2 separate regions of the Homo sapiens genome follow, and region 1 is linked to region 2. The links are chromatin contacts, found by Hi-C or POLR2A ChIA-PET in ENCODE. All regions are on one chromosome and are shown on one strand. The core of a region is the stretch at or near the end of the contact, and the rest is flanking DNA. Distances in the headings are between cores, read along the strand shown.

Region 1 (5,976 bases), core at 2,043-4,542, 210 kb before region 2:
GGAATTCACAGTGAGAAATATATTGACAAGTAGACAGGATACCATATTGGCCAGATCAGTTCATTCTGTCCTTGTAGTTCAGCCCCTTGAGAAACAAACTTCTAATTAGAAGCTGCTTTGACATATATGGAGTCAGAAACTAGGAACTGTAGACTTTAAAGGGCTTTCCTGCATTGGGTTTTGAGATTCTTCCTCCTTTTATGGTAGTCTTAACATTCGGCTGTTAAGTGTTATGCTCCCCCTCCCCAGGCATGCCAAGTATATACTGACCAAGTGTCTTCTTTATTTAGCTACCATATGAGTGGTTCTCAAACCCATGCCCTTGTTAAAACACAGATTACAGAGCCCTATGCCCCACAAATTCTGATTCAGTACTTCTGGGGTGGGTCCTGAGAATTTTCCTTCTTATAAGTTCCCAAGTGATGCTGATGCTGATGAACTGCTGGATGGGGAACCCCCTTTGAGAAGCACTGGGTTCCTCTATCATCTTCAGCTGACAGGCTTTTTCCCCTTTGAAGGGTTACCGCTATTGTCTGTGTCTCTGCTTTAATATGCTAATATAGCATTATGGTCATATCCAGATCCTGAGGTTGGAACCTGGGTCTTAGAACAATTTTTAAATTGTTTATATTTTTAAAGGTATTTGATTTATTAAAACTATTTGATTACTTTATTTCATCAAGTCCAAGGTGCCATTGATTATAAAAACATGTCTGGATTTTAGAGGCATTAAAAATGTAGGGGCCAGGCGCGATGGCTCATGCCTGTAACCCCAGCACTTTGGGAGGCCGAGGCGTGCAGATCACCTGAGGTCGGGAGTTTGAGACCAGCCTGACCAACATGGAGAAACCCCATCTCTACTAAAAATAAAAAATTAGCCAGGAGTAGTGGCACATGCCTGTAATCCCAGCTACTTGGGAGGCTGAGGCAGGAGAATCGCTTGAACCCAAGAGGCGGAGGTTGTGGTAAGCCGAGATCATACCATTGCACTCCAGCCTGGGCAACAAGAGCAAAAGTCTGTCTCAAAAAAAAAAAAAAAAAAAAAAGTAGGGAAAAAATTAACAGTTTCAGAGGTACTGCAAATTAGTAAATAAAGCCTCAGTTTGGGGCAGTCTCCCCTGGATTATGTTGTATGTGTGTAGCTCAACTCGATGGGCACAGTTGAAGGAAGGATTCCCTGGTATGTTTGTTAAACAAACATAAGGTGAATTTTAAGCCTCCCTTCCCCAATTCTTAGTGGAAAAGACACTACTGGTACTGTGTCCTATGGCTGACTTTGTCGTCTAATTGAAATATCTTATTATTGTATGCATCCTCTCCTACTTAAATGTGACCCTGAAATGCCAGATCTTTCCTTTGGAATGAATCTTTTTTGTCTTATTGGACTGGTAGGGCTATGCACTTAAAAAAAAAAAAAAGTTGATTATTAGACTCACTGTTTCCTTGGCCAGTCAGGAAAAGATATTTAGGACAAGAGTTTCTCAATTGTCCTCATCCAGTTTTGCCTTTATAGTGAATTTCAATAAATATTACCATGCCTATGTAAGAGGGTGACTGGAGAGGCAGAAATTCTATCTGACTGTCCACTTCTAACTCTACTATTGGAAAACCTGCTAGGGGTTTTTGTATTTATTATTTTTGGAAAAATCATTAAGTGGATTCCCTTAGCTATATAAACATAAGGCCTGTCATCTTTTTCTTTGGAGAAAGAGTGTGACAAAATTTCCCCCTTCTTATTAAAAGCTACCCCTCCTCTTGGTACAGTTTGAGGATAGCGTGGACCAAACTACCTAAGAATTCAGGAGTCTACCAGGAGAAAAGAGACTTTCTCACTTTGTCCCACAATTAGAAGTACTGAGGAAACCCATGAGAATGGATGAAAAAGGGCAGTCCCATGGTGTATTGTCGGGAGAGAATGCTGATACGGCGGGCCCTAGAGGGATTAATGTATCTGTGTAGAGGAAGGGGAAACCTAAGCTGCCTGCTCAAGAAGAGCATCTTAGATTGTTGAGTGAGGGCTGATCTTTACTAAATGAGTTAAATCAAAGAGCCAAACTCTTGGAGTCCAAGGCTGGGCATGGAGACCCAAACCAGCAAGGACACAGGTCTGGACAGGACCATTGTTCACTGTGATACCACATGGCAGTGGCAGAAGCCTTCATACCAATTGCCGTCCTCTCTACACCTGAAGTTTAGAAGCACGACTCTGCTTTAGACTGAATAATCCCTGAGGTTCTTGGGTTATTTGAAAGAGGGGTAGTTTTCAAAAAGAGAGATATTAGATTTCCTATTGAAAGGGCAGCCCTGGTCTCCAGTGATTAACTGGAAAAACAAAAGAGATATAACAATTTTTACATCTAAGTACTGTGCTAGCTTCTGTGGATCTAGAATCAAATGAGACAAGATGTAGTATGACAAGCAGTTAGACTCTCAAGAAAATCATTCAAGTCTGTTTAGGAAAACTGACATTCATTCATTCAGCAAACTATTGAGTAGCTCCTGTGCATCAGAACCTGTATTCACAGTCAACTGAAATAAACACAATTTCTACACGAGTGGAGTTTTCCAAATAGACTAAGATGTCATAATGGACTGTGTGTAGAGTAATGTTCAAGTTTTTTTTGTTTAAGCTTCCCCATCCCCCAGAAAATACTGGATATATATAGCAAAACCTTTCATGGATAATAATTGACATATACCTTGGAGACCATTTGGAATCTCCATAAACGAAAGAAGAAAGGGCATTTCAGACAAAGGGAACTACATGTACAAAGTCACAGGCATGTAGAAAAAGATGAATGTTTCGGAGTAACTTACAGTATGTAGGGCGCAAACAGAGGAAATGGCAAGGAATAAGACTATGTGAGAAAGCAAGTTAGGGCGACCTTATTAAAAAGTTTATAGACAGTGGCGCACCGCCAAAGATGTAGAAATGTGGCTTGCTGTGTTCTGTATTTTGGAGCAATCACTCGGGTACCCTGTGTTGTGAGTAGGGGTGAAAGAAGAGAATCAGTGGAACCATGGGAAGCAGTTTGGGAGATAGGTTGGAAAAATATTGGAATGTTCTAAGCATGACATTGTGAAAGAATGCTAGAATCTTTTTCATATGAGGGGTGTTATGGAAAATAAAGAAAGTATTGGCCCTGCCCTCAAGAAGCTTGGAACATAAAAGAAGTAAAACATGAGAGCAGGGCCTAATAATGTATCTCAAAGTGCTGAAGGAAGCATATGCATTATAGAAGTTCTCATCCTGGACTGTGGTTTGTTGAGAATGCAGCTGGGTGGAGTCTGAGGAAGTAAGTGATGGCCATAATCGAAGAAGAGATAAGAGGTAAGAGCAATGGCTTAAAAGCAAAAAAGCCTCAAAACATTCAAACTTCCTTTGTATAATAGTGGATGTTATTTTGAGAATGTCAGTTTCAGGAGATACCATAATCATGTGTTTGTCTGTATTTAAAAAGCCACCACCATAAAAGATCTAGAGTCACTCATGAAGTTCAAGTACCAATTTTTACCCATGAGTGTGGAACATTCTGCTCTTTTACAAACAGTAACTCGTACTGTCACATTTTGCGGCGCATCTCTCATTTTGTTGGTTATTTAGTGGCCATGTAAACATGTACATGACTTGTGGTGAATATGGTGATTCTCACTTTATAACCAAAGAGGGTGGATGTTACAGCATATGAGCAGTTATGACTGTAAAGCCTGAAGTGTGAGTCACAGGGTCTGACCCAGGTAGTAAGATGTGTTATTTGTTCATGTTGGTTAGCTGAATTTCCTGGGCTGACCTCACTGAAGTTTGCTCCAGTAAAGAACCGGATCTTTACTGATAGATCAAGGATCTGAATTCTGCACCTAGTTCTTTGGCTAACCAGTTGTGTCCTTTGGGGGAAATTTCTTAATCTTTCTGCTCTCCATTTCCCTTTCTGTAAGTAAGGGATTAGACCAAATTCCATCCAGGATTGAGAAATTCTATGGTGTGACAAAGACTGCTGGTGCTGACTGAATATCCTTACAGATTTGTTCATTTAGTAACCAATATAATAAAGATGACTGACTGAATCTTAATTATATTGGGTGACATCTGCCTAGTCAAAAGATTGCATTTCTCAGGCTTTCTAAGAGATTGATGCAGCCAACTACATGTTAGCAGAGGGAGCTCCTGCCTAGAAGCACTCACTTTTACTCCTCCTCCCGTTTGTGTAGTAGTGATTTGGTGCTGGTGCTGGCTGGAGCATCAGTAGCCATCTTGTAACCTAAATGGCAGAATTGAGAATGGAAGCCATGTGTTACGGATGGTGGATCAGAAAGATAATAGGAACCTAGGTCCCTGATAAACATGGTGTCACCATTCCAACCTTGACCTGTTTCTAGATTATTTTCTTTACTTTTCTTTTTCCTTTCCTCTTTTTTTTTTTTTTTTTTTTGAGTCTTTCTCTGTCACCCAGGCTGGAGTGTAGTGGTGTGATCAGGGCTTACTGCAGCCTTAGCCTCCTGCACTCAAGCAATTCTCCCACTTCAGCCTCACGAGTAGCTGGAACCACAGGTGCATGCCACCATACCCAGCAATTTTTTTTTTTTTAATTTTTTGTAGAGATGAGGTCTCACTATGTTACCCAGGCTGGTCTCAAACTCATGTACTCAAGTGATCCTCTTGCCTTGGCTTCCCAAAGTGCTGGGATTAAAGGCATGAGCCAACATGCCCAGGCTACATTTTCTTAATATGAGATAAAAATAAACCTCTTTCTTATTGAAGCCATTACTAGATGCCTAATTCACTTTCTAACTAACATATTAGCATCAGATTATCTTTATGTAATTTCCATTGCTAGGTTTTCTCTTTGCAGTATTGGAGACAATAGCTTACCAACTAGCTTGGGAACTTCTTAGTGCTATTAGAGTTTCAACACAATTTACCAAATTTCTAAAATTATTTAGTTATTGGATATATGAAAACATAATCACCATATGTGAAGAAAAAACCACCAATGTTTAGTACAAAAATTGGGAGGGGGAATATTATATTAGAGAAAGTTTATTAATCCAGAAAACCACAGAATTTAAAAAATATTGGAAGTTGGGAATTTGGGAGTTAAAGGTACATTTGATCTTTGGTTAATGGCAAGTTCACATTTTATAATAGGATGTAAAACCCTATTTCTCACTGCACCTGTACTTTGATCTTCTTGTCTGTCATTGCAATGTGATTATGAGGATTACTGGGTCACTCTCAGCCTAAGATGTTTTTGTGACTTAATTTTCTAGGAGAGGAAGGGGATCATTAAAGGATATCATTAAAAGGAGAGACACAAGGCTTGTAATTGACCTTCCTTGAAAGTAGTCCCATCTGGAAGATTTTATCAGTAAACATTTATCAGTGTATTTGGCTTTTAAGCAGACTCTTCTCCTCTTGTCTTTGAAACAAACAGGCAAAGGCTAAAAAGGAACACGTTAGTGCTCAAAGTTTGCTTCTTGTGCATGCTGAATGGGAAGAAAAATAATATTTAAGAAAAAAGCTTTCTTCTAAGTTAATTACATGATTCTTTTTTCAGTTTTGCTTCAATGTTTCTGTTTGCCAAATTTTAATTGGCAAGTTATGGTGTTCTTCAATGATTATGCCTTGGTGTGATTTGCTTGGATGTGTGTTTAGAGAGTGGAGGGTAGAAGGGATGAGATTTTTGTGAAATACAGTGAGCAGGGGCTTAGAAAACCTACTGCAGTTCTCTGTGTGACTAAGCCCAGCACTAGTCTGAAACTTCGTATTGTACTTCTCTGGAATGCAATAACTATCGTCAGGAAGACAAACGTTGCTGTGGCTTAAATAAAATAAACTGACATGATGTATTACCAGTCAAAATAAATTACCCAAACAGTCTTGTAAAGTTGTGTTTTTTGGTCATCAGAACTGCCTCATTATTCATGTGTCTGTTTGTCTCTTTGGTTAGTTTTGCTTGTTGACTTGCATGTATCAAT
Region 2 (5,557 bases), core at 1,673-4,172:
GAGAAGCTGAGCACAGAATGGTTAGGCACTATACCTAAGGTTGCAGAGCAGCCAGGAATTAAAGAGGTCAGATTCCAATCCAGGCAACTCAGTGCCAGAGTCCAAGCTTCCATCTTCTGCTCTGCTTCCAGAAGATCACAGACCTGTCTATTTATCTGAAAACTGGAGGTGTTTAACCACACTGCCTCCATCCTTAAGGTTTAGTGAGTCCAGCATGCAGTGTCTTAGGTTTCAGGAAATACTGCCTGCACCCGGGGTTTATTCCCACGGGCCTGTGTCCAGCTTGTGTTTGTGTACACAGAGCACAGGAGCAGAGAAATTATCTCTAATTCTCTACAACTCTCCAGTCTCTCAGCAAAATTATTCACCTCCTGTTAGAGGCCAGAAGTGGATGCACAAATGGCATACATTTGAGCACAGTGGAGAGTCATTGTAGCATTGAGAGAAGACAGAGCACTGGATTTGGGGGCTACCATGGAGAGATCTCTCATAGAACTTTGTTTTTAAAATCTGCTCAATTAATTATCCTATTTACTAAAACTGTGGTTAAAGGACTGGCAAAATTGTATATTCCAGATGACCTGAAATCAATGGCAACAAACTATCCCTGAGGCAAGAAGCAAACACAATCAATTCCTCTTTGCTGTATGTATGTGCTTTTCTCTTTCTTTCTTCCTTCCTTTCTTCCTTCCTTCCTTCCTTCCTTCCTTCCTTCCTTCCTTCCTTCCTTCCTTCCTTTCTTTCTTTCTTTCTTTCTTTCTTTCTTTCTTTCTTTCTTTCTTTCTTTCTTTCTCTCTTTCTTTCTTTCTTCTTTCTTTCTTTCCTTCTTTTCTTCTCTCTCTGTTTCTTTCTTTCTCTTTCTTCCTTTCTCTCTCTCTCTCTTTTTTTATGGTCTCCTGGTCTCAGTGTGTAGATCCAGACTGGCAAGAAATGAGGTGACAATTTAGGGTGGGTAATGGAGGAATTTTGCAGACACATAAAAACCAGCACTGGGCTAACCCCAGGGATGCATATCCAAGACAGGATGGCTCATGTGGGTTTTTGTGTGTGTGGTTGGTTTTTGAAGGAGGGAAAAGGCTCTTGTAGTTGAAAAACAAGCAAATGGCCAACAATGCCCCCAACTCAAAGAGCAATTGTAGGCTCCACTATTTTCGAAACATTAAGGGGAGATCTTCAGGACTTCACAGGGAAAGATGATAGTTCCTTCCACAAGCATTTCTTCTACGCATTTCTACTACAAATCCCCACAGAGGGAGGTGGGGAAGGGGAGAAATGACTGGGAGGTGGGCACCCTAATGGGAATGCTTGTGACTTGGAATTCTTGTTAGGACGTTAATGGATTTTACAAAACTGATTTTTCTAAGGCAAAAAGAGGTTGAAGAGGTCTGTAGGTTGAGCAAGAGGGGCTGGGGGCCGCCCAGTGTCTGAGCCCAAAAGGAAAAAAGGGGAGAGGAGATGGAAAGAAACAGGGAGGGCATAACCCCAGCAAAGTGAGTCAGACTTCCCGAGAGCAGAGCCCAGAGGTCCAGCCGCCAAGTTAAGGCCAGCAGCTGTCCAGACATCATTTGCACCCAAAAGTCAAAGAGCTTGGACATGAGGCCAGCAGGGAAATGGTTCAGCCGCTTCAGAGCTGAAGGGGCCAGAACAAAGGTCTGGCTTCAGATTAGAGGATGGAAAACTGCAGTGGACTTTTGGGGTGACCTTCACCCTCATGGCAAGGCCTGGACCCTTACAGAGAGAAATGACAACAGACAGCCTCTCTCCGAGGCTGCAGACTGCTTTGCACCCTGACCTGGGAGCCAGCATGTGACCTCCCTCTGCCTCTACCAGTCTCTCTTCACCCCTGCAAGTCAGAACTGACCCGATGAAGCCAGGAGCTTAGTGACAGGATGTGAGGAGAACAGGAAGTCAGGGAGAGCGTCTTCAGTGAAGAAACTCCCCATACTTTTGCTCTTAGAAGTTCACAGAAGCAATGGGTAAGACACTTCAGTCTGATGATGATGACTGTTCTGGGCTTGGGGTGACAGTTGAAGATGCTGGAAGGTGAGAGTTGAAAGGAGTCAGCAAAAACAAAGCCTGTAAATCAAAAATTACGGCTAGGTTTTAAGATGTAAGTGCTAAATCAACCTGAGGAGTAAACAAGGAAATCAGATTCTTTCTCAGCATTTTAGATTTGGTAAGGAGAAGAGAGGGACCATGAAGGTTATGCCTGAGCAGGGCGGTGGGGGGTGATGTTGGCGCAGTGGGGCAGAGACATGGGCTTGGGATGAGGGCAAGCACATCCTCCATCCTTGGCCTGGGGCGCTTGGCTCTTGCCTCACCCTAAAGAGAACACACACATTTTGCCTGAAATGAACCCAGGCAGGCTGTAGGTGCTGTGCCACTTAGAGATTGGCAGTGCCCTCCCTGCCCCAGCCCCAGGCCCTGCAATTCTAAAAGAACACACAGTGGGTCAGGCTCCCAGAGTGTCCACAGTCCCCACAGCTCCCTCCATTTTGTCCCCACTTAGAAATGCACAGTTGTGGTTACATTTATAAAGGGGCAACTGTGACTCTGCTATCTTCTGTTTATCTATCTATCTATCTATCTATCTATCTGTCATCTATCTATCTGTCATCTATCTATCTATCTACCTATCTACCTACCTATCTATCTATTTATCTATCATCGGGAGTAGATGGACACACACACAGTCTCCTTCCTGTTTAAGTATCTCAGTCTATTGTCAGAGACACTCCACAACTGAGTTCTGAACACAGTGAAGAACAGCAGTTTCAGGCTACTTGAAAAGTGCCTTCCCACAGAAACCTCAGCTTAAGGAGGAGATCTGATCTGCAAATCCGTGGGCCTCAGCCTTAGGGTGTTGGGTTTCCTGTAAGGTCCTGTGCTTGCTGGTACCAGGTGGGAATGCCTGGGTATGTATCTGGGCTGCCGGGGCGCCCGGCCTCCACCATGCCAGGGTGACCTGAGAGCTCCCTCTAGTGGCTGTTCTGAGCACGCGTTTTTCATTTCCCATCCACCAAATTTCGAAAGAGGTAACTGCTAAGACAGGCCCTGTGTGAACTCATAGATCTGTGCTTAGACTCTTTTGTTGATAATGAAAATGAGAAAACTTATTGCATACCAGATCCCAAGTTTCATAATAACCACATGAAGTGGTATAATTGTTTCCACATTTTACAAATGAGGAGATGTAGCTCCCTAAATTGCCAAGATCACACAGATTGGGAGTTATGGCGCAGGATCTGACTGAAGAGCCGTATTCCAGGCCCATGCTCCTGGCCCTGTCCTCTCCTCCTCAGCCATGCAGAGAGCCCTGATCTGCCGAAATCACTGCCTCAGTCGCTTGGCCTGAAACAGAGGGCGCTCAACCAATTCCGCAACTAGCACTTTGATTTCTTTTTGAATCACCATTTTACTTGTTACCACATTTACTGTCCAAAGATGGTTCACTTTACAAAGTGAGCTCTTTTGACAAAGCTCTATGCTTGATTTTGTTACTATCACAAAAATCTTAGAAGTATTTTCTATTCTTCAGTTTCCTCCTATCTAAAATGTAAATAGCACATTCTTTTTTATTTCCTCCTACAGATAACTATTTTTTTTAGGCAAATGTAATGGACCTCTGGATTTTTGAAAGACCTCTATTAAATAAAGACCTGAAGCTGTTTTTTTTCCCCCTTGTTATTTGGAGAGTTAGATTCCTGAGGTTTGAAAGTACACTCATTTGGGAGCCAAAAAAGAATTATGTTGGCAACTGGGTTTGCCTTTTAGCAGCTGCCTGACCTGGGCAACACTTCACATTTCTGAATCCAGTTTCTTTGTATATATAAAAGAGAGGAATTTAACCAGATGAATTTTAAGCCTCCTACCAGCTAGAATATTAGGTGCTGGTGGGTTGTGAGAGAAAATATATGAAAACATACAGTAATGATTAGCAGGTGTTGATGACTGCCCTCGTGGAATAATGTACCACATACTCTACTTTCAAGCTATGGATAAATTGAGCCTATTTCTTAGATTTTGTGTGAAATGGGATGACTGGAACTGGCTTGGAATCCACAATAGGGATTATCAAATTGAAAATGAAATCCCCCAATATCCAGTTTCTGAGCAGTCCATCAGAACAAAAGTAAATTGGGATATATTCTGCAGTCCCTTGGGTTAAAACACTCATGTGCACATGGCCATATATATTAGTTGTGTATAGTGAAAACCTACAGAATGTGTTTAATAACATAGGTCACACATTATTTAGAAGGGTTTTTCTCCCCTTTCTTAATTTGAGTCACACTTAGCCTCCTCGGAAAAGCAGCAAAAGGCCAGGGTCAGAAATAGTCTTGTCAGTGTAACTCTTCATGGTTAATCTTTAGATAATGTGAGGGCAAGAAGTCAGAAGTAGAGTTTCTCTGGAAACCACTAACGAGCAGACTAAGGCCAGGGCTAATGAGAGGAGAAGAATGTTTGGATTCAGGACCTCCTGCAGACCAAATAGCAACTCTATTTTTCTAATTTCCAAGTGATCTACTTTTACAGGTTTATTATTATTAATATTATTTTTTAAGTCAAGTTATGTAAGATCAATCTTAGAGACTGGAAAAAAAGAAAACAATGTTCCCTGTAGGAATGAGAGGTATTAACATCAAATTTGCTCTCAACGAATCAGGTGTAAAAGGAATGTTTCGCAACACAATATAGGCTATATATGTCAAGCCCACAGCTAATGTCATACTCATCGGTGAAAAGTTGAAAGCTTTTCCTCTAAGATCAGGAACAAGACACGGATGCCCACTCTTACCATTTCTGTTCAACACAGTACTGGAAATCCTAGCCAGAAAAATTAGGCAAGGGAAAGAAATAAAAGGTATCAAAATAGGAAAGAATGAAGGGAAATTGTCTCTGTTTGCACTAAATATAATGTTATATATAGAAAATCCTCGACTCCACCAAAAAAACACTGTTAGAATTGATAAATGAATTCAGTAAATTGCAGGATACAAAATCAACTTACAAAAATCAGCAGCATTTCTATACACCAACAGCAAATGATCTGAAAAAGAAATTAAGAAAACAATCCCACTTAAAATAGCATCACAAAATAAATAAAATGCTTAGGAGTAAATTTAAGCAAGGAAGTGATGAAAACTGTAAAACATTGATTAAAAAAATTGAAGATGACACGAATAAATAGAAATATTTCCTGTGTTTACAGATAGAATTAATATTGTTAAAATGTCCTTATTATCCAGGGTGATCTATAGATTCAATGCAATCCCTATCAAAATCCAATGTGATTCTTCACAGAAATATAAAATACAAACCTAAAATTAATGTGGAACCACAAAAATCCCAAATAGCCAAGTAATCTTGACCAAAAAGAGGAAAACTGGAGGCATAATACTGCCACTACCAGATTTCAAAGTATATTACAAAGCTATAGTAATCGAAACTGTGTGGTACTGGCATAAAAACATACACATCAAATAGGATAGAGAGTTTATAAATAAAACCACACATCTATGGTCAACTGGTTTTTGACAAAGGTGCCAAGAACACA

What was found. A loop is a pair of places that touch in the nucleus more often than their neighbours do. ChIA-PET counts read pairs that join two places held with the same protein, here RNA polymerase II (POLR2A). Pooled maps may share reads with other maps.
Region 1: a loop to region 2 is called in a pooled map, with 4 times the contacts of the local background. The contact joins two enhancer-like sites. A Hi-C loop is called at or near these places in 3 of 168 maps with a recorded cell type or tissue (CD8-positive, alpha-beta T cell and naive thymus-derived CD4-positive, alpha-beta T cell) and 10 of 50 pooled maps. POLR2A ChIA-PET finds 5 or more read pairs at or near these places in 3 of 52 experiments (SK-N-SH, activated CD4-positive, alpha-beta T cell and activated T-cell).

Annotation. Positions count from the first base shown.
Region 1 is chr5:59,097,152-59,103,127 of GRCh38, reverse strand. All of the region lies in intron 5 of PDE4D (phosphodiesterase 4D), which reads left to right. Among named protein-coding and RNA genes, the nearest start is that of PDE4D-AS1, 60 kb to the right of the region's middle. Within about 2 kb of position 3,292, at least 5 of the 41 ENCODE cell types and tissues checked have a DNase peak (open chromatin) inside an H3K27ac peak, as active enhancers do.
Region 2 is chr5:58,884,241-58,889,797 of GRCh38, reverse strand. No RefSeq gene overlaps it. Among named protein-coding and RNA genes, the nearest start is that of PDE4D-AS1, 150 kb to the left of the region's middle. Within about 2 kb of position 2,922, at least 7 of the 41 ENCODE cell types and tissues checked have a DNase peak (open chromatin) inside an H3K27ac peak, as active enhancers do.